Regions from separate parts of the Homo sapiens genome. Here region 2 is linked to region 1. The links are chromatin loops, found by intact Hi-C in ENCODE. Cell type or tissue: GM12878. All regions are shown on one strand. Each heading gives the region's core, and the rest is flanking DNA. Links, peaks and the distances in the headings are about the cores only.

Region 1 (2,934 bases), core at 147-2,646:
CATATGACTGTACAACAAAATGCAAAGAAAATTGGTTGATTAATGCACCAATGTTAGTTTCTGAGACTTTCTCTAATGAAATTTTCTAACTTTAGTTACTCAAACATTCTTTTTTATGGTTTTGGAAATAGGCTCCAAGGTTATAAAAATTAACAATAATATTAACTTTAGGTATAATGGGTATGCCTCAATTCTGATTGAAAATTAAAACTCTTTGGAAAGAGGTACTAAAAACAATTAGTTAACATTTTCAGATATTAACGTAAAGTCCTATGATTATTAAAGTAATATAAAATGTCAAAAAATGTGATACTGAAAAGACCCTAGCATTATGGTTAATCCTAAAACCACTCTGAGATTTGAAAAAATGTGTTGTAACTGTTAAGGTGTGCAATTTTAGGCTGTGTTAGTTGAAGCATGGTGTTAGCCACGCTTATACACTTTAATAGGGACATTATCATATGAGAGTGTCAAAGAGAAACTGGGAAGGTATAGCGTCTGGAAAGTATGTTATAAGAAAACAACTGAAAAATCTTTGGTTTGGAACCAAAAACCTGGGTACGTGGAAGGAGTGTTTGAATATTTGAAAACCTATCATGTTGGGGGAAAAATAGACTTTTCTTTTTTTGGCTTCGGAATATTCGGTAGACAGCATGGGGCTGCTAACTGTTGAAACAGGGAAAAATTCTGATAACAATTAGATCCATTCAACAAGGAATGACTATTACTGTAACTCCTTATCACTGACTAAGGGCACTCAACGATAATCCAGATTGAATGATCATCTGTCAAGTGTTGTAGAAGAAATTCTATTACTAAAAGCCTCCTAGAGCCCTCTATTTCTTAAGTTTCTATATCTACTTTCAGATATTTAGTGACAGGCAAAATAATCAAGATGAGTGATTGCACTTTTACTTTTGCATTTGATTTTTTTTTTTTTTTTTTTTGCAGAGGAAGTCACTGTTTGGCACACTCAAATTGTTAAACAGGCTCTTTCATAATGTTTTAAAGTTGCAACTACTGATAGCCATCTGGTTATGAAACTAAATGTGTTAGACAAATGAAATAATAAATATCTATGATACCCTGTAGTCTGGATTTTAGGAAGGATCACTGACTTAATACTAAAAATCATGTACAGAAATGAATCATATTATAATAATAATTTGTTGCAACATGCTTCTGGCTTGTTTTTCACCAGAGTTTTTCATGCATCTGATACCTCACAAACACTTGGTTGAAATGACACTCAGATTATTAAGTCATGTTTATGCTTCTGCCAGTTATTTGGAGAGACTCCAATCTTCCCAAGTGTGTTTTCCCTAATTTGAAAAAGTGACTTCATTTTCAAATGAAGGATTTTTATGTGAATCACACTGTGGAATTATTTATCACTATAAGACAATATGTCTACATTACATTGATTTACTTTTATAATTAACATCTACAAATTAAATAGCAAATATAATGGGAGCTTATCATTTATGTTCATTGTTTTTTGTGTGTAATATTGGCTTATTTTTCATTTAGTCAACATTAAAAAGCAGTGGCCATTTTATTTAATTTTTTTCTTTTTTAGCAAGAGGGATAAAATGAAGGCAACAATAGTACTTGAATTTTTTTAGTTTTGTGTTGTTTTGTGTTATCATTGAGAAAGAAGGGTCCATATTGTCTTGAGAGAGAACCTAATATAGCTTTTATGTCCCCGACTACTATAGGTGCTTATTTTCAAAACAATTGAGAAATGATAGAAAAATACAGATACAACAAAAGGTTTTAGGGATTAGGTTAAAACTTTAAACAGAGGCCTTTAGGCATTCATTCTTGGACTGGATTGTATTCTCAGCAATTTATTTTAACCAGGGGCAATGGGCAGAGTTGCCCTTTATGCCACACTTTTATTCTCTATAGTAATAGGGCCTTTGGGTGAGGCCATCTACACATTCCATAATATAACTATTATTGACATAAATGGAGTGGAGCATACAAACTATCATTCATTGTTGAAGATCTTATGATGTTTGTCACTCACCCAGACTTCTTGTTTACAGTCTCTGTGGACACAGTTGGGGTTTTAGCATTAGTCTGACTGTATGTATTTTTCTTCCTCTAAATTGTAGTCATTCCCTTGTGAATTCAGTTCTACCCCTGAGGTTACATCTCTCATTTTACATTAGCAACACACCATTTCAAATATTTATATATTCAGGTTTTCAGCTGTCTAGGGAAAAATAGTGTATTATACACTTACCTCCTTTTTACCTGCTCTATTTTTTTATTTGAGTCCATAAATGCAGGCAGGATTGCTTTCCTTTTGCAATAAATGGAAGTAGGCATTAAAAAATATCATCCAAAAGATGAAACTTGGCCTGTTTAATTCATCGTAAATTTTGAGAAAGGCTTAAAAAGGACTGAATTAAAAACATTTTTTAACAGTCACATGATTCAAAATGAAAAACTATGAAACACTACACCATAAAAATCAGTCCTTCAGTTCTTATCTTGTACCTGCTCAGTTCCCAATCCCACAACGTAGCCACCATGAGGTTTTAAAATATGCCCTTACAGACTTTTTTCATGCATATATTTGCTATATAGATATTTTTCTTTACTATAAAACTGTCATTATATTATATATACTCTTGTATTTTTTAAAACTTAACAATATACTACTCAGATATTTTCATGATTATGTAGAGAAGCTTTTCATCCTTTTTTATAGCTACATAATATTTCATGTTTTGATGTGCTTATGACAACTGGTCTTCTGTTGATGAATATTTGTATTGTTTCCAGTTTTTCATTAATTCAGTGCACAATAAGTCACTTTATTTTTACATTTGTTCCACACTTGAATGATGATATCTATAGAAAAAATTCCATAGGAATTTTTAGGATTTTAAAAGCTTTGATTTTTTAAAAAAATCAAAATTA
Region 2 (2,934 bases), core at 238-2,737, 62 kb before region 1:
GAAGGGAATTGCCTTGTCTCAGATGAGACATTGAACTGTGGTCTTTTGAGTTCATGCTAAAATGAGTTAAGACTCTGGGAGACTGTTGGGAAGGCATGGTTGGTTTTGAAATGTGAGAACATGAGATTTAGGAGGGGCCAGGGGCAAAATAGTATGGTTTGGCTGTGTCCTCACCCAAATCTCATCCTGAATTGTAACTTCCACAATTCCCATGTGTCATGAGAGGAACCCAATAGGAGGTAATTAAATTATGGGGGTTGGTCTTTCCTGTGCTCTTATGAGAATTAATGAGTCTCACAAGCTCTGATGGTTTTAAAAATGGGAGTTTCCCTGCACAAGCCCTCTCTCTTCCCTGATGCCATGTAAGATATGCCTTTTACCTTCTTCCAAGATTGTGAGGCCTCTCCAGCCACATGGAACTGTAAATCCAGTAAACTTCTTTGTTTTGTAAATTGCCCAGTCTCAGGTATGTCTTTATTAGCAGTGTGAAAATGGATTAATACAATATATTAATAGTTATTCCAAAGTTCCAGAATTTATATGGCCTCAGTTTTGTTTTTTTCCTTATGTTTATAGTTTTATTGTAGCAAAAGGATACAAATCAGAATTAGCCAAAAGAAGCAATGTATAGGTCTAAGAGGCTCCCAGACATAAATCTTCTGGTGTCTTCTCCTCATGGAGTCAGAGATACATCACCCTCCTGGCACCCTCCTGCCTCCTGTGTAGCAATACACAGACTGTTACCATCCAGGGAAGCTTGCCAAAGCTTCATTGTTCAGAGTGTTTATTGAGGTTATATTATGTAGGCATGACTGATTGAATCACTGGCCAACATTGAACTCAGTCTCCAGGGCTCATCCTCTCCCTCATCAAGGTGATATCACATGGCTCAAATCTCCAACCCTCTAATCACATGTTTCATCTTTCTGGAGTAGCCACCTGTATCCTGAGTCATTTCATTGGCACAAACTATCTGGAAGCCCACCATAAGTCACCTCATCAGCATAAAGTATCAGAGCCCATTGTGAATAACAAAGACACGCTTATCACTTGGGAAATTTTAAGGACTACCTTCTAGAAACAGGGGACAAAATCCAGCCAAATTCTTTATTACGTATAATTCACATCACCTTTCCCTGTTCATCAATACTATTTCAGATCTTAATTCTTGGTAATGTCAATCACATACTTTTTCAACATTTTGATCTTTCAGTTCTTTGAATTTGTCTCCTTCAGTGATTTTGCCTTCCCACTTACCTTAATCATTAATTCCTATAGTCATAACTTAGATCTTGACTAATTACTATAACTTCTTCATAATTTCAATTTCATGCATCCCACTCTCTGACAATCACATGCTATATTTCCCTCTTTCTCCTCTAGTACCTGGACTCCAATAATTATAATTCTTTAACCCCATTAGGAACTTTAATCCATTGATCTTTCACCATTTCACTTCTCAACATCTTCATATCCTCTCTCCCTTCCTTACTTAGCTTAAATCAATTATAATTCCCCCTTGCACATTCCCTTGATACCATTTTGGCTTTCTTGATTCATTGTCCTTGCTGAGCCAAAGCCACATTCCTAGTTAAATCCAACCTTCCACTTGTTCCATGCCTGCACGCATGAAGCTGAATGTGGTTAGTAAAAAACACACAGTCCTACTAATGGGTTTCATTTTAACTCATGATCACAAACCTCAAGTGCAACCCTAATGCTGCCTAGTAACCATGCTATACATCCTTAGTCCAGGAATTGGGAGAACAAATGGATGATTATTTCACACTTCTTTTCATATCATACTTCTAATACTTTCCATTTCTTTCTCAGCTAAAGACTTTTCTTCCTACTTTACTGAAAAAGTTGAAGAGAACATCCATAGAATCCCATAGTCACATCTATAAGCATTTGCATTCATGTCCTCAGTTTTTACCACTGTAAGAGAGAAACTAGAATTACTTAATTCTAAAAACGCTTTCCTGAAAAGAGAAGCTTTGGCCACAATTACCTGGTCCAATTAATAGTGGCCCATGTGACCGTGTCACTGAACAACATATGGCTGATATGACCCATCTCTGAATGAGATGGAATATTCATTCTAAGAGAAGGAGGCTGACACAGTGCAATGTATATGCTTCAGATAGCAGTTGGAATACAGTATAGTAAGTTCTTTACTTAATGCTTCTCAAAGCTTTGTCTTCATCTTCAGCTCTCCTGAATTGGAATAACTCCAGTGTTCTACCCTAGGCATACATACTAAATTTGAGTGAAATTTCTTGAAGTGGAGTCTAAGAGTTTTTCTTGTAGCAAGTGCATTAATTGATTCCTCTATACAATAAAGTTTGCTCTATATAGTAAAACAGAGTTTGAAAGATTTCCAGTGGCAACCTTGAATCTACAAAAAGGATTTACTCATTCATGACTAGTTAACCAAACATTACATTAAAACAAATAATCTTCTAATTGTTTTGATTAATTAAAGCTTTATTGTAATATGTTTGGTTGATTGATTCTATTTTAAAGATTCTATTTGTACATTTTAGTCACACAGTGAGTGAGAATGAATATTTAATGACTGTTTTTTTATGAGCCAGGCATTATGCTAAGAGTGAAACAGTATAGAGTGAGCAATGTAGTCTAGAACTCAGGCATCCTTACTTTTAGTACAGTGCAATTTGTGTTGGTTTTGCCTATCTATGGTTTTTTTAATGTGTGTGTGCCTTTCATGCGGTTTTTAGTTCTAATATAATTAAAACTTCATTCAAATATTTTGATTTTATTATTTTCAGATTTTATTAGGGGTGTTTCTTTTTGTGGTATAGTAGAAAGATCACTAGCTTTGAGATCAACCTGAATGTGAATTCCATTTCTGCCACTTATTAGCTAAATGTCTCAGCAAATTTAGTAAGTTCTCTGAACCTCACCATTTTC

What was found. A loop is a pair of places that touch in the nucleus more often than their neighbours do. Peaks named below come from ENCODE experiments on the same cell type or tissue, not always from the same donor. Only the 100,000 strongest peaks of a DNase experiment are listed, where the experiment ranks them.
Region 2: it touches region 1 in a loop (2.5-fold over the local background); 5 of 110 quality-filtered maps call a loop at or near these places.

The regions. Positions count from the first base shown.
Region 1 is chr5:90,305,891-90,308,824 of GRCh38, reverse strand. No RefSeq gene overlaps it. Among named protein-coding and RNA genes, the nearest start is that of LINC01339, 17 kb to the right of the region's middle. In GM12878, for the core only: no CTCF peak of the experiment used is centred there; no DNase peak of the experiment used is centred there.
Region 2 is chr5:90,367,770-90,370,703 of GRCh38, reverse strand. No RefSeq gene overlaps it. Among named protein-coding and RNA genes, the nearest start is that of CETN3, 41 kb to the left of the region's middle. In GM12878, for the core only: no CTCF peak of the experiment used is centred there; a DNase peak (open chromatin) is centred at 1,654.